2 separate regions of the Mus musculus genome follow, and region 2 is linked to region 1. A link is a loop called in an ENCODE intact Hi-C map of the cell type or tissue named here. Cell type or tissue: left cerebral cortex. All regions are shown on one strand. Links, peaks and the distances in the headings refer to the core of each region. The heading gives the core; the rest is flanking DNA.

What was found. Peaks named below come from ENCODE experiments on the same cell type or tissue, not always from the same donor. Only the 100,000 strongest peaks of a DNase experiment are listed, where the experiment ranks them.
Region 2: a loop joins it to region 1, with 2.0 times the contacts of the local background. A loop is called at or near these places in 2 of 42 quality-filtered maps.

Annotation. Positions count from the first base shown.
Region 1 is chr7:139,829,833-139,838,392 of GRCm38, reverse strand. Adgra1 (adhesion G protein-coupled receptor A1) reads right to left here and starts at 4,219. Exons shown (of 8, transcript NM_177469.3): 1 at 3,866-4,219; 2 at 2,996-3,190. In left cerebral cortex, for the core only: a CTCF peak has its summit at 4,270; DNase peaks (open chromatin) are centred at 2,618, 3,652, 4,195 and 4,682; H3K4me3 peaks cover 2,742 bases; H3K27ac peaks cover 3,781 bases.
Region 2 is chr7:139,741,886-139,750,445 of GRCm38, reverse strand. No RefSeq gene overlaps it. Among named protein-coding and RNA genes, the nearest start is that of Mir6401, 33 kb to the left of the region's middle. In left cerebral cortex, for the core only: a CTCF peak has its summit at 3,430 (motif pointing right); DNase peaks (open chromatin) are centred at 2,642 and 3,498.

The DNA.
Region 1 (8,560 bases), core at 2,044-6,043:
CACAGCACAGCTTATATTCCTACTACATATCACATGCTACACATTCTACAGCACACATCCTACACCACACACCTATTCTACACATTCTATACCATACATCCCATACCATACATCTAATACTGCATCATTCCATGCAACAATCTCATACTATACCACTCTACTCCATACTGTACATTTTATACCAAACATCTCATATCACACATCCTCCACACACATGTACACCACATAACACACACCCTACTACACACCCCACACCTCACCTCACACCTCACAGCACACCCCACACCCCACACCCCACATCCCACAGCACACACCACAGCACACACCACACATTCTATATCCCACACCCACTCTACACATGTTACCACAAACCCCACACCACACACCCTACAACACATATCCCACCTCCTACAACACATATCCCACACCACACTAGCCTGTATCACAGTCTTATAACACACTTTATATTATACCATTCTATACCAGTGCCATACGTGCCACTCCACCGCACCCTACACCACACACCCACACTGCACATTCTACATCCACACTGTACATCTCCACCACACACCCACACCACACTCTTCAACACCACACACCAACAACACACACCTAACACCACACAGCCCATACCACACACTTCACAGCACACACACCATCCATTCTACACCATATATTCTGTGTCATGCCATTCTCCACCCTACCCCAACCCCACCTCCTTTACAGCCCGTGTTCTGTACCACACTACTCTATACCACACATCCCACACCACAGCAGACTATGTCTGTCACACCCGCCTATCCTGCTTAGTTCCTCCCCTCTAGTTGCCAGAAAATGAGAGCCATGAACGTGGCAAGTGCCTTAGTTCGTCCACCAATGTGGATGCTCTCAAGGACCAGCAGAGAGAAGGCAGATACTGAACAACTCTCAGTGTCATTCACAGGTGTCACTTTGTTCCCTTCAAGAACAGGATTTCTTGGTGCTAACTGTGAGAATCACAGGTGAGAGAGAGCAAAGTCATCCATGCCTGGGTGTCTGCTGGAGTTAAACAGCAGTGCTTAGTGTAGCAAAGCTAGTTGGCTCCTGAGTTTGTTACTTGCTGTGACAGAGATGCTCTGAGGACAGAGGTGCCCTCAGCTTCCCATGTTGGACACAGTCATGGGGAGGATCAGACAAGGATAATGTCTAGGAAGAGGAGCATGGCATGGCCTAAGTAAAGAAGCTTGACCCTAGTGCTCTTTTCTACCCTGGTATGTGGTTCAGAAGGCCACTGGCTGTATCTTAAGCCTTAGAGCAGGAAAGTGGTGAGCTGCGAGACATGCGTTGGAGAAGTTCCAGTAGGCACGGTACAGCTAGCTATGGAGCCTCGGCTAAGGCCAACCAGTCTCAGAACTACTGACCATTCTGTCCCTGGGTCCCAGGTGATTTGTCCAGCACCTGCCTCACAGCCTGTAGACATACAGAAGGTATAGCACCTCAGGTTGTCCATCCCCCACTTTCTGTGTCTCTCAGATACTTCTCATCTGCAAACTATCAGTCCATAATAATAAGCTCCTTGAAAGTCCACAGGTTCCAGGCCAAATTGTCAGGGAGGCATTTACAGTGTGAGCTCTTGAATGGGCAGCCTTGGGCTCCTAAAGTCTGGCATGGTCCTCGTGTGGAACAGAAATCTCCGCAGGGCTGCTGGCAACTGCTGTGAGTCTAGCACATTGGGACGAGAGGGGGCAAAGGGCAGATACTTCTTATATAGGGAGTTGAGTGTAGGAGGGGGCCAGGGGCTTGTAGGTGGCAGGGCTGAGCTAGGCAGCTAAATTCTGCCCGGTGGGTCACATAGGGTGGTCACTGCAGCCACCCATGCCTCCTGAAGCTTCAGCCAGTTTACCTATCATCTGCCAAGGGTAGCTTTCCATTTTTGCAAACATGAATTTGAGGACAAAGGCCACAAACCATTCCAACCTAGGGCTGACAGCCATATTGGGTGTGGCACTTGGGGGCAATAGGAGACTCAGTAGAAATCAAGGGACCCTTGAGCCCAGGGTGCTCTCCTTTGAGAGCTGCCAGCACCTAGAAGAGGGAACCTTGCTGGGGTCAGGAGACAGCATGGACATAACCTTTGCTCCAGCCAGGGAGGCTAAAGTGATGTTAATTCGGGTAACAGGGATCTCTCTTCTTGGGCGTTTTGAGTGGAGCAAGAAGCAAGTGAGCAGAGATTCAGACAGAATGCCCCTTACTAGGCAGACACACAGGTCTGCACTGAGGAACCTATGCCCACGTCTGGGCTATGGACATGTTATCCTGGTGGTCATTGGCATTCCCAGCACGCACTCCAGCCCTAGCTGCCCCTGTCAGCTGTCCCTTAGGAGCATACACAATGCATTATTTACTCGGCTGTCAGCCTTCTTAGAGACCAATAGGCAGCAACCACAATACAAGCTTTAGCCTTCAGGAAGGGCCCCGCCACGTCTTGGACACTGTTCCAACCCGCTGACCACACTGCTCTTACCCTTTTCTAGTGTGAGAGAAACACCCTCCCCCCTCCTGTTGTAGCCTTAGCTGCCAAAGCCGGCTGACTTTCTGAGGAGCAGGGACAGTAGGAAGGGCTTGGTGACCTGACTGAGGCCCCCTTGAGTGGGAGGGAACCCAGTCTAGGACTAGACAAGGTTTCCCAGGGCATGGATGGATGCCACTCTGTTGATTAAATGCTTCGACATTGCCGCGTGCCTTCAGCTAATTAGTATGAACAGCACCAAGTGAGCCAGTGAGCAGACAGACCCTGGCAGGCAGCCAGAGACTCAATGTAGCCAGACCCCACTGCCCCCATAGAGTTATCCCACCCCAGGACTGACACAGGCTGGACAGCTGCTAAGTGCCTAACCACCCCATAACTTACTTTCCTGCCCAGGCCTCCTCCACCTAACAGAGATGGTAGCCCCTGATCTGATGTGAACGGCAGGGTTTTGGTCAAAGCTTTAGGCCCCTTGGGCTGTGTACTCACCATGAGCCCTGCAGAGTTAGGGAGGCAAGCGCACTGATGGGGTTGCTGGCACCGACCACTATGTTGCACCCTTCTCCCCTCTAGCCTCCATGGCCATCTGGAAGGTCAAGTCCCACACAGTCACGGTCGAGCTCCTGGGAAGGCTACCTCAGAGTGACTGTGTCAAGATGAATGGGGATCTGCAGGCTGACCCACCTGCAAAGACAATGCATGGTCAGAGTGCAAGGGAGCCTGATACTGGTCAATACCCAGGTATACTCAGGGGGCACTCAGTCCCTTCCCAAGTTTGCCCCTTTCTGGCTCCTATGAACCTGGCCAGCCTGTTGGAGTCCTTAGCTCAGGCTTCATCTGAGGCACCCAGAGAGGTGGTAACAACCTGGGCTTTGGGACTTGGGAGGAAACCTGGCTCCTGGCAGCCGGAAAGCATCCCTTAAGTAGTCTCTGCTCGCCATCCCAACATAAGACCGTAACTTGGTTATTTCGGGCTGCACAAGCCAGACCAGCATTATCAATTGAAATCAAGAGAGTCAAATAAACCTGAGTAAATCTCTCAGTGCCCAGGAAGACCTGGCAGGCAGAAGCTGCTGCTGCCGCCTGATGTAGCTAGATCTTGAGGGCTGGCGTCTCCCGCATGGACATTCTTGCTTGGCTGGAACTATGTGGTCTTGCTAAGGCTCCAAGCTCTAGACTTACCCAAAGTTATTCAGAATCCACCTTCCCAACAGCAAGAGTGGCCGAATCTCTCACAGCGTTTCTGCTCCAGAAATGGCCCTCATGAGTGGACACTGTGGCCGGCCAGTAGCTTGGGCACAAGCCCTACCCCTCCCCTTCCCTTCTCAGACATCAGGAGAAAGCCACCCAACTTCTCACCTATTTTGGTAAAGGCAGCCGAAGAGGCACAGGTCTCCTGCTTCTCACAGGCGAGATGTGGCATGTCCCTCGTGCTAGGGAACAGCTTTCTATGACGAAAGGCATGAGATTGGAGCTTATAAGTGGAGTTATCAACAGATTGCAGGGCTGCAGCCTGGCGACTGGCTGTGGCCAGAGCACTGCGCTGGGGACGGAGCTCTGCACCCGGAGGGAGTGAGTCAGAGCCGAGAAGAGCAGGCATCCAATGCGCTCTCTGCAGGCAGTTTCCAGCTCTGGGTTGGGGGACGCCAGCCGCCTGCGCGCCGGATTTCTGCAGCAACAGCCAGGGGAATGAAGGACCGGCCGGGAAGCAGGAGCTGTAACCATGGGGACTGGGGGAGGCGCGGACCGCGGCAGCGCCGTGCCCTGGCTCCCTGCGGCAGAGCGGGAATGGTTCTTCCCAGCCCGGCGGCCGGCTGCCCGTCACACTGCAGAGTCGATTTAAAGAGACAACCGACCAGGGTTTGCTGCTTGCTTCCAACCGATTCAGACAACTCACATTAAAGCATTTTCCCCAAAAGGAGGACAGGATGATGTTATTTCATTTTAAAAAGAGATCCCTGTCTCTCGAGGGCTGCAGGAACAGGAAGGTGAAAACGGAAATTGATTTTGGAAGAATCTTCACAATCCATGTATTAAAATACTGTTCAAATCCAAATTTTCCGAAACTGAGGTGAAGACTGTGTGAGCATGAGTCAGCAGGGCTGCTCCTGTCTGTGGACATGGCCTGGCGGGGCAGAAAGTGTCTTCCCTAACCCCAGTGTTGAACCCTTCTCCAAGCCTGGGCCAAAGGACTGAGTGTTGAGAAGGAAAGTGTACAGAGGCGTGAGTCAGAGTCCAGCTCATCTGCTGTGGGATGGCTTGGCCCAGACTGGTTGCCTGAGGGGAGAGTTGGATCAGGTCAAGCTTTTTCACAAAGTTTATCCCCTTGGCAGATGTTGGCATGACATTGTGATTAGGAGACACCTGTTTGGGGACCATTCCCTTCCCTCTCCACCTGGCTCCTTTTCTTGTAGCACCTCCATCCCACCTAGCAACTTTGCTCTTCAGGTGCTGTTAAAGCTAGTGTCTACTCTAGGAGGCCCCTAGGTTCTTGCTACTCTGGAGTTTAAAGGATTGGAAGCTAGAGTTCCTGGGGCAGGGGAGGTAGTTAAAGGATCATAAAGATAGAATTAGACCCAGGGACATTGTGATTTTTGTTTTAGAAATCCTGTGGTGTGTAACCTCTGGGTGGGGTGTGGTCAACTCTCCTGTCCCAGTCCTCAGTGGGAACACTGAGCCCCGAACTTCAGATAAGGGACTTGACCCTGAGGAATTCTGTCTGCTCAGCACCCTATGAGTGATGGAGGCCTCCATGTGTTCTGAACTCTCAGAGTCTCTTCTCCAGGAACTGGAGGCCAGCCAAAGTCCCTGATGGATCCTGGATGATAGTCTTAGTCGGGTGGATAGGGAACGGGGCAGAAAGGAGAGCAGGAAGTATGTAGGGGGAGGTGGCTCTGAATCAGAGTAGGCTCTGACACTGGTCTTCTGCTCAGGGCTCCAGGTCTGTCACAGGTGGTCCAGGCCCTCAGGAGAGGCAGAAGAGGCCTGGCTACTGGCCCCTGGACTCTATGTACTGCGTGAGTGATGATTCTCAGCTTCTTCCTGGAGTGGCCAGAAGGAGTCTATCTCCTTGTATTGTGTAGCTGAAGTTTCCAAAAACAGAGCCCAAGGCCTGGCTTTATAAATACTCGGGCACTAAACCATTCATAATGGTCACATATGCCTCTCTACATTTGTGCCAGGGCCTAGGTTGGAGCTGCCCATGGAGGGCATCACTTCAGGCTTAGTCTCTGGGGTACCACTGGAGACAGGTGCCGTGATGACCTGCATGGTGAGCCATGTTTTATATCAGTGGTCCTCAGCCGTTCTAATGCTTCAACCCTTTAATACAGTTCCTCATGTTGTGGTGAACCCCAACCATAAAGTTATTTTTGTTGCTACTTTATAACTGTAGTTTTGCTACTGTTATGAATCACAGTATAAATATCTGTGTTTTCCTATGGTCTTAGGTGATCCCCATGAAAGAGTTGTTCAACCCCAAGGTTGAAAAGTTCCTAGTTGAGAACCCCTGTTCTATATCAACACAGAATCTTCGATGGTATGGGGAAACGGAGGCATGATATAGTCAGATGTACTTCTGGTTACCACCCAGCCTTTGCTGTTGCTCTGGGAGACCCCCTGTCCTATTTGCTAGACAGGCCACACTTGCTTCTTACTAGAAGCATAGCTGCCTGTGGATTGCCTTTTCTACATAAGAAAACCTGATATTTGTGGCTCAAGGCTCAGATCTCATATCTCTCAACACTGGGAGTAATGTAAATGACCCTGCAGTTAGGAACCTGCCCCTACACAAGGTTCCAAGAGGCCCAAGCTTTTTCTAGTCTGCTCCTCTGGGCATCTCCAGCTGGGTGGATTCTGTGTTGCTATGGGACACAGCCTGATCTCTGGGCATTATGGAGATAGTCATCGCAGAATAACTGCTAACTCTCCAAACTGGTCCAAGAGAGCACAGGAAAAGATCAAGGCTAGGACAAGACAATGAACTAACCCTCACCTGAGACCATGGGGATGCAGGCGATGAGGACCCTTACACAGCATAGGTAAAATCCCTCCATGTTGGGAAATGACAATCTCTGCCCCACAGGTTGGGTCTTTGCTTAGGGGACATTCTGTTTACAAAAGTTCCCCAAGTCCAGTTCTTGCAGAGATGCCAGTAGAGGGTGACAGTCACATGACAGCATCTATGACAGTCACATGAGCAGTGGTGTCTGGCAAGGAGCTGGCTCATGGGACAGCAGGACAATGACAATAGAGATGACTTGCCTGCAAGTCTCCAGCACGTGCTGATACTTTGTCCTTGAGGATTTCATGTTAAGACGACTCCAGCTATAGTCCTCAGGCCTGTCCATTGCCAGGCAGGTTATCCTACCTCGTCATCCAGGGTCATCTTCATAGGTAGTAAACCGGAAGTGACTGTTAACATTCACAACATTTACAAAGTTCCCTCTCTGTAAACCTCCACATGTTTGGCTGAGACAGGATAGTCCCTGTAGACACACAGCACGGAACATCTCATCATGGCCAGATTCATAAAGGGCCAGACAGCACCTCTCTTTAGGCTCTGTGGGCTAGGTCTTCCTAACAGCACCCCACCTTGCTGGTGCAGACAAGCCTTCAGCAAAGGACTAGGTGGATGCCAACATTGGAAAAAAATCACATAGTTCTCACATGCTATGAAATGTTATTCTTACTTTTCCCAACCTTTTAAACGTGCAAGAAAGAATGTCCTGTTTTAGGTTGTATGTGACAAGCTGTTGTTGTATTGGCTCTGGGGCCATGTCCCAGGCGACACGTCCTCAGGACTTGATCAGATCTCCTAGGTTCTCACCATTGCTGGCACAGGGCTGTGCCTAGCTGCTTAGCTGATTCCTAATGCAAATCTCACCACAGACATTCTCTCCAAACGAAGTATCAGGGCAGCAAAGGTACAGAGGGCTCTGAGTATGTGTCCTGTTTAAAGCATAGTCCCCAGTTGATGGACAGTCCAGTTCCCCAACTGCCCGCAGGTTCTGCCTCTCTTCTAGAAAGGTCAGTCTTTTTATTTTTTTTGTACTGGGAAGAGATCATCCAGATAGTCTCATGGACTGAGCTGGTGGCTCTGGCCTCCTCTGAAGTGTTAGGATCTCAATCAAAGTTGTGGCCTTCTCAGCAGCCTTTGAACTTGGCTTATTGATGTTGTAGAGATGTGGCTGCTGATTACAGGCAGCTGTGAGTATAGACTCGAGTGGGCTTGTTAATACTCCCTGGTTAGGGACAGTCTAGATGAGCTACAACCTACTCCATGCTCAGAAGGAGCAAGGTTGGCTGCCCTGCAGCAGCTAAGGGGAAAGTTCCAAGCATCCAGAACCCAGGGCCACAGGAGTCTGGGTTTCTCTCTGTATTGCTTGGCTTCAGGAATCCACAAGCTGGTTGTGGGAGAACAGGAAACAATCCGATGAGGAGGCTGAGACTGAGTCACACTCATGGTTGTTAGAATCGAGACTGGCTGACTTGTATTCTTGCTCTTGGAAGGGCTAAGGCTACCAAGGACATAGCAAGCTACTTGTGAGAAACACTTCTTCTTAGAATAAGGATGGCCTTGGATGGCTGCTAGTGCCCTGGCTAGATGCACCTCTACTGAGTACTTGAGTCTTCATAGCTGAAGGCTTCCCAGTCATTTAGTGGAGACCAAGAAATCAAAACAGGAAACCTAAAGATGTGGAAATGATGGCCTCTGGGGGAATGCAACCTGGCCCTGGAGGGGGACAGATATTGGCCCTGGCCTCTCTGTGTGCAGCATCTGGGTTGCAGAGCAGAATTAAAAAGGCTCTTGGGTTGCTGTGGAAACCAGCCATCTCCCCACCCCCACCCCCAGCCCCCACAGCATCAGTTTGAATCTGTGCAGACCATTCTTAACAGATTCAAACCAACAAACTCATCCTCACTTCAAGGAAAAATGAATTTGAGAAGCAAATAATAAAAATCACTGAACGTACAGTATCCTGATGCTGCTGGGTCTTTTACAAAGCACTGTTGGACCCTGGAGGGGTCCAGGGCCAGTCCAGCCCCCCATCA
Region 2 (8,560 bases), core at 1,513-5,512, 87 kb after region 1:
CTATGTTTCTTGTTTCCTATACAGCAATAAATAAAACAGAGATGGTAATTTCTCACCACAGAACAGGCAATTACTCTTCCCATGCATTTCTTTTTAATAAGCGCACGAACAGCGAGTGCCCCATGGCTCACCAGGATTCCAATAAGAAGAACAAACATCGGGCGTTCAGCCTTCCTAAGGAAGTGTCTTTGTTTCTTTTTTTTGTTGTTTAGAATCAGACACAGAATGTGTGGTGTGTGCTGTATGTTTGGGGAACCAGGAGAAGATGGGCAGGGAGGTCAGGATAGAATGTGGGCAGCTGGGGTGGGGCCAGCTTCTCTCTGGGCAGTCACGAAGCTCAACACCTTTGTTCTTCCTTTTGGCTGGGTTGGGCCACTATGTGTCTGCCTCAGGGAGCCCTGAGGGAGAGCCCTGAGGAAGGTTCCTTGTTGGCAGAGGTCAGGAAGGGTGTATGGTTTAGGTCTGAAGCTACCTCAGCAGGTTCCCGTGTTTGAGTGCCTGGTCCCCAGAAGGTGCCACTGTTTTGGGGGAGGTTCTAGAACTTTGGGGACATAAGGAATAGGGGACAGACATAGGTCATCAGGCCTTTTGAAGGTTCAGGCCTTTTTGCTGTATGTGCTGAGAACAAGCAGTGGTTTCCTGCTCCTACCCACATGGACTGAGATATCTCCACCGCCATGCCTGTCCTGTCATGATGGACTAAATCTGAGTTCAAAGCAAATCCTCCTCTCTTGTGATGCTTCTGTCAAAGTGATGAGAAAAGTGATGACTACAGGATTCCTGCAGGAGAGGCGGTAAAGATGCATCTGGGAGGGGGAGGCAGTTTCTAAAAAGGCAGGCACGTTCTGGTCCCAGAGACAGCAGAAGGACCAGATGGAGTCTTTATGACCCTAAAATGAAGAGAGCACCAGAGTGTCCCAGCAGCTATCATTGGCTGCCCTGACCCCACCCAGCTCAGTGTCACTGCTCTGTCCAGACCACATATACCCCTGAATTTTCCATAGCCTTCCTAGGAACACTCCATAACCTGTAGTATCCACTAGACCTCTGGGACAAAGTGGTGACATGTACGTTTTTTGTGGTAAGAGTTCCAGTATGCCCAGGTACTGTGGGGAGTCTGCCCATGTGTCAGGAGGTTCACACTTCACCAAATGACTTAGAAAAAGAGTCTCACTGCCTGCCCAGGTGAACTCTGGCACTTGTGAGAAAGCCCTGGACCCACTCTTAGTAAGCATGGGTTAAACAAGCAAACTAGGAGCTGCCATATCCAAGGCCATGTTGGGATGAAGGGAGAGGGTGCCGGGAAGGCACCATACAAGCCACAGCATTCCTGCCCACCATAGGCATGGACCCCTCAGCTGTGCACAGACCTGGTTAACCTGTGCTGGAGTCCCCCCTAAGGAGCTACATGGTGAGCTATGGCAGGAACAGATGACTAAGCCTAGGTGGACATCACTGGGCGCATCAGTGTCTCTTCATCAGTGATGCCTCTGGAAGGGACGGGCAGCTAGAGACCAGCGCTGAAATGAAGGAACTGCACCAACTAGCTGGAGCAAGTGTAACATGTGGCCTGATGGAGCGCCAGCACACAGCCTGGGCCTTTTAAAGGAAACTTCTAGAAAGTTGAAGGAATCAATCAACTTTGAAGAAATAAACCACTGTTTCCTGCCTTCAGAGCCAGCAATGGTCAGAATGGCCCAAGGGGATCACTGTCCCACACAAACCCTGGGCATAGCTCCTGCAAGGTGAGTCTGGTTAGGCCAAGGTCCTCCTAGCCCTTGAATAAAGGGCAGGGTCCACTGAACCTGAGAAGACTAGTGTTGTTTTGAATAAGAATAGCTCCGTAGGCTCGTTAGATTTGAATTCTTGGTCACCAGGGAGTGGCACTATTAAGAGGTATGGCCTTATTGGAGGAAGTGTGTCACTAGGGGTGGGCTTTGCGGTTTCAGAAGCCCAAGCCAGGCCCAGTGTCTTTCTCTCTTCCTGCTGTCTGTTGATCCATATCTAGAACATTTTTCCAGCACCATGTCTGCCTGTGTGCTACCATGCTTCCCGATATGATGATAATGGTCTTGACCTCAGAATGTAAACCAACACCAATTAAATGCTTTCTTTTATAAGAGTTTCCATGGTCATGGAGTCTCTCCACAGCAATAGAACACTGACTGACTAAGATAGCTAGTGACTTGAGCACAGGGGACATGCCTATGGGCATGATTGAAATTTCAGCATGTAAGAATGGTTAGAAGCATCTTCTTAATTAAAGGTGTGTGTGTGTGTGTGTGTGTGTGTGTGTGTGTGTAGGGCTTGGATTAAACTCAGATTGTCAGGCTCGATTGCATGTACCTTTACTTGCCACACCATCTTGCAAGTTGCAGAAGCATGTAAGAATGCTGTCACTGATGTATAACCTTTGATGTGAAGAGGCAAATGCGCAGAATGACAGACACCTCCAGGTTGACGGACCTGGCAGCCCCCTGGGGGATTCCCTGCCTTCCAGAGCTGTGCCTGGAAAGTGTGTTTTCCTTTCTCTTTCTAAGCCTGGCTAGGCTGTTCCAGGCAAGTGAACAAGCGAACATCTGTCACTAAGATGTCTATGCCTGGGGCCCCAGGCTGGGTTTCTTCCTAGCCTCAGAGCATCCTGGGAGAGTAAGAGGAGGCCATCTCAGGAGCCAGCGGGGGATTGCCATCATCGGTGGTTAAGCGAGTCCCAAGTCATCAAACCTCAGGAAGAATGGAGGGGATGGGCGGGAAGGCAGCCCCCACCCAGTGTGTGCCAGAACTAGAAGACTCTGCTGCGGCTGAATGCCTTGCTTTCTGGAAAGTACCAGTGAGAGTTAAGATGCCAGAGAGATGCAGGCTGGTTTTGGGGTTTTCTGCCAACTAGCTCCTCACTCAGGTCTCAGCTGTACTCAGCCTGTCTGTACTGAGGTACAGGTGTAAGCCCTGCAGCCCTAAATGTTTAAAGAGAAAGCAGCCTCTGCTTGGTGATGGGCCTATCAGGGTCGGCCCAAGGCTCCTGGGATGCAGGCTCCATCTGTGCCTATGTTTTTTTAATGATTCACTCCATTTCTAGGCAAAACGTGCAGCGTCTTTCTATGCTTTCTGCATATCCTTTCTGTTCAATCCCCCCCCCCCCAATAAAACATACTGTGTCCAGGTTGGAATAAAAAAACCCTACGTTAACAAGATGAGCCTGGGAACAAATGGCAAATGTGACAGTTACTGCCAAAGTCCCCCTAAGTTCAAGGTCCTGGGACCCAGACCTCAGCTTCCATTATTCATCAGAGGCTAAAGAGATCAGCCAGGCCCACCTGTGAGAGAGGCCCTCTGTGAGCACTCCAAATGTTTGCAGCCCCCACTGCAGCCCAGGGTACAGATGCAAGCAGGAAACACTCACAGTGCCTTCTACAGTTGCATGGCAATACGAAACACCCACCAGGGGGAGCCTGGCTGGAGCCTTGGCCAAGTATACCCAGGAGTGCACCCCCATCTCCTGACTTTCAATCTTGGTGTAACTAGCCTCAACAGAACTAAGACACACTGCAAAGTGTTTTCACAGAGATCTCAGGGAACTGGATGCAACTGGGGAGAGATGCACTTGCAGATGTGTTTATTTGACCTACAAAACATTGGGAGCCATGCCAGAGTGCTCCATCTGCCTGCAAAACAAGTGTGTGTGCCTCAGTCTGTTACAGCAAACTACCAAAGACCAACGGGCTTTGAACAAGACAGAGCTATCAGCTCATGTGCCCGGAGTCCCAAAGCCTTAAACTAAAGTCTAGGCAGAGGCAGGCTCCTTCCTGAGGGTGTGTGTGTGTGTGTGTGTGTGTGTGTGTGTGTGTTATCCTTTCTGCTACTTCAGCTCCTGGGTCTACAGTCATCCTTGTCTTTTGGCTACAGTTCTCCAGTCTCACCCGTCTCACTCTCTGTCTGCATGTGTCTCATACCTCCCTCTCTTTCTTCTGCCAGCACATGCACTGCTGCTCTCAGAGAACCCTTCAGACCAGGATGATGTCATCTCTGGATCCCTAACAGTCATGTCCCCAAAGACCACATTTCCAAATAAGGCCACATCCTTAGAACAGGGTAGAGTTGGTCACCTCTAGGGAAGACTTTAAAGCCACTGTAGTGGGCTTCTCTCCACATCCTTGGTATTATGTAAAGAAAACAGCGACTCTATGGAAATTCTGTCTCCTGGAGAAACTCAGTTTCCCAAGTACCCCCATGTCCTCCTAGCCAGCCTGCACTGCTTTGAGCCAGTTCTCACCAGGAGTATTCATGGGGTTTCAGATGCAACTGGCTGGAACTGGGAATTTAGACTTAGGACGTGAGGGTGTGAGGTGCTTACACAGGACAAAGAGAAGAGGTCAAGCTGTGACTTCACATGCCATGACTGAAGAGGCTGAGGCTCACTGAACATAGTACCAAGCCATCTGTGTACCAGGGAGTTGCAGGCAGAGTTTAATAGATATCCCCCAAGACTCTACCAACCAGGGGTTCTCCGGAGCAGGAGTGGATATGAGACACTCAGTCCACAAAGGCCTCCCTCAGAGCTACATCTGTAAGACATCACAATCTCAGACTTGTGCTCCAGAGATGCTCCCTGTCTTTCAAATGCCAGGCCAGGCAGCAATCACCTGCACTTTGGCCATGGGGCAGCATAGAAAGAAGAGCTTTCATTAGAGGCAGCCAAAAAGTCAGACAAACACACAAAGCTCACAGTTCTTGTCCACTAAGAAGAACAGGATTTCTGAGAGACAGAGAGGATGAAGGGTGTCCTATGACAACCCAAACACCTATAGCCACATGCAGGAGTGACAGGGTACAGCTGCCAGGGAGAAGAGCGGTGCAGCCATGAGAACAAGCAGAGGTCCCACAAAGTGTCTTTGAAGCTGGTCAGCACTGGAATAGGAGAAAACTGTGGGCCATAGTAAGAACAGGATGCTCTTGGGACCACCCTACTAGCTAGAAGGAAGACGGTGATTTGAAGTTGCTAGGGAATGCACCCAAGGTCCTACCTAGGCCAAGAGGATTGAAAGGACTGTACCCCCCTGTGGAACTGTGCCCCTTATCATGATGGAGTCACAGAACCATGCAGCAACCAATGGGGTGAGCTACTAAGTGTTTGTCCTCTAATTGAAGGTGATCAGGTCTAGAAAGGGGCGGGAGAATGGGACCCATGATAAAAAGAGTCTAGAAAAGCTCATCAGAATGACAGTACGAAGACCTCTGAAGATGCTCTTTGTCACAAAAGGAGCAGAACACTGGGAAAGGCTGTCAAAATAGCCCTTTCAGAACGCCGAGACTAACCAAAGATTGTCACTAACAAGGGAGTATTTATATAAGAAAAGCAGCCGTATTTTGCAAAAATAATGAGTATTCTAGGGTTTTAATGTGTCCCTTTCCCATTCTCTGTCTTCCCAGCTCCTCAGCAGCCTTGAAAACTAACAGTTCCTCTTCTTTCTCTGAGATCAGGAGCTACTGGATGAGATAAGGCAGACTTGGTTCTGGAAGTTTCCTGACCCACCTGGGAGTTACCTGGAGATGCATTTGCAAGGCTATCATTATTATTATTATTATTATTATTATTATTATTATCATCATCATCATCATTATTATTATTATTATTATTACAATTCACCCAGAACTAACACCTTTCCAGGATGGGAGCTGTTATCAGAGGCAGCTGTTTAACACACCAGCCGCCCGGAGTGACAACACAGGAAGCAAGAACAGAGCTGAGCAAGGCACTTAGAGAGGAAGAGAACAAAACAGCCACAAGGGACTTTGAAAAGTCCCAACATATTCCTGAGAAACAGCATGGGTGGCCATGCAGGGTGACACCCAGGACAAGCAGGGAACTGAGAAGGCCCTGAAGTCTCACCCTCCTCCGACATTCATCTTCTATAGAAGCAGCAAGTGAAAGCTAAGCTGAGGTGTAGGCTCCTTTTGAGTGTTGAAAGCATGCCCAGGACATGCCAACAGCTCCTTACCAGAGACTGCGAAACTTACCCAATCCAACACTCAAGGGAAATGGCTGTCCAATGATCATCTGAACATAGGCTCAGCAAGCAGAGCCCTCAGTGAGCACACATAATACACAATGCACAAAGAATGTACACTCCACAGGGTCAAGTCAAGGAAGCCCCTATACAAGAAGCAATAGCCACAAGCAGAAGAGATGAGGAATCTCATTCTCACTTAAACTACTTTACTACTTGAAATATCATATTTTCAACAAAAGTTAGGAAATCTGCAAAGGAGAAAAAAGTTTTTCCACACTCAGGAAAGGAAGCAGTAGGAGCTGTCCCTGAAGGGACTTAGGTGTTGGGGTTGCTATATAAGATCAAAAGCAGCTGGCTTTAGTCAGCCATAAAATAAAGAACTGAGAAAGGCCAGCAGTGTTTTCCCAGTGAGAGAATCTCAGGAAAGTCAGAGAAATCAAAAGAAAGTATGAGATAGAAATTATAGAATCAAACAGTACAGTAACTAAAAGACAAACAAGCAAACATAAGGCTAGTGCAGGGTTCTATGGTATCTTGGTTTTTGAACTGGCAGAATAAAGAATCCAAAATCTTGACTATCAGACAATTAAGGTTATCCAATCTGGGGATCAGAAAGGAGAAGTCTCAGAGAGCTGGGTGGGAGCAAGGAGCAAGCAGTATAGGCCTCACAGGGAGAGGGGAACAAGGAGGAGGCAGAGAGCAATGAGCAAGTAGTACAGGCCTCACAGGCATCCTCACAGGGAGAGGGGAGCAAGGAGGAGACAGGCAGATGAGGATAGGAGGAGAGGCTCACCCTCCCCGCAGCAGGCTCAGCTTTCCCTGTTAGATAGAAAGGCATACTAAATCTAGCATAAGCAGAAGAGAGCAACCAGAGAAAGTACTGGCAACATTAAAATGGGAAAGAGTAGCCGGGCATGGTGGTGCACGCCTTTAATCCCAGCACTTTGGGAGGCAGAGGCAGGCAGATTTCTGTGTTTGAGGCCAGCCTGGTCTACAGAGTGAGTTCCAGGACAGCCAGGGCTACACAGAGAAACCCTGTCTCAAACAAACAAACAAACAAACAAACAAACCCTGGGAAAGAGTAGAAAAGAGCAAAGAAGCTAAGCCTGGAGAATAAACATCAGGGACAGACTTCCAGCTAGACTGCAGGGAGAGGAAAGGAGATCACAGGAAAGAGGAAATTATTTTTTAAAAAGGAAAATATTGATCATCCAGACTTTTGTTTTTTTACAAGTAAATGCTTTTGGTTTTTGAAAGACACTGTTAAGGGAACGGAAAAACAGTGCGGAAAACAACAATAAAAGATAAGTAATAAGCAGCTGAGCAGGTGGCAAGGTCCTCCAATGCACTCACCCAGCAAGAGACTGGTCTCCAGAACACGAGAGAACATGTCGCTCAAAAGTAAGAAGACACGCAACCCACGAAGTGCAAAAATTCAACAGTCATCTCCTTCATGGAGTGTGTGAATATGAGGCCAGTGGGCACATGAACACCGTTGGTGTCCTTCACCCATAGGGGAGAGGCACATTAAGCCGCTTAGAACCTAACAAAGTGACTAAGGTGAGAACAAAGCAAAATGGGCCCTGCCAGACCTGAGGATGCAGAGCCAGGAATCTTTAGTCTCACTGGCAGGAGCCCAGAATGGCAGTTACTTGGGAAAATAACTTTCTAATTTGTTTAAAAAGTCAAATATACATATGATGTTTGCCCAAGACAAATAAGAACGTTATTTCTACAGATCTATACAAGAATGCTGTGAGAGCTTTATGGATGCAGGTGAAACGTGACATAATTTAAGCATCCTTAGCAGAAGAGTGGGTAAGCTAGCTGTAGGTCTTGGGTACCAAGGAATACGACACAGTCACATAAATGACCAAGTACTGACACATGCAGGACCAAAGTGATGAGTCTCAAGAGCCAAGTAGAAGAAGCCAGACTAAGAGACCACAGCCCAAAGAACCAGATGTGGAAAAGCAAGCCTTAGTCCATGCCCGAGAAGATGAGGGTCACCTGGGGCCTAGAGAGAAGAGTTTCCTTGAAGCGCAGAGCAAGCTTTGCAGAATGAAAGCAGTAATCTGTGTCTCTGTTGTGATACTAAGCTGCTGAAAACCAACTAGCAAGCTCTCAAAATGTATGCATGTTCCTATCTACCTTGTACTGCAATAAAGTCAATTACTACTTCATTGCAAATTACCCCTTGTTGCAAATGTAAAACAATTACTACTTGTTGCAAAGGAATATTTGCAACAAGCTAGTTTTTCAAAGCAACCCCCTCTTCTTATGTTGCATCTCTTACCACCCCCTGCCTTTCTGCCTAGGTTGAGAACCCCATTTTTGGCTCCATGCTCCTTCTTAGGAAAATAGGCACACCTTAGCTCCAGAGACCTCACTGAGGTGTGAGGTCAGTTCTACCCTAGCAGAGTGGCACTTGGTGCTGAGAAGAGCCCTTCCCAACACCACACACACACACACACACACACACACACACACACACACCCATAGGATGCGCCCTGTATCCCTTATTCACAGCCTACAGAATCTGCAGGCATCCC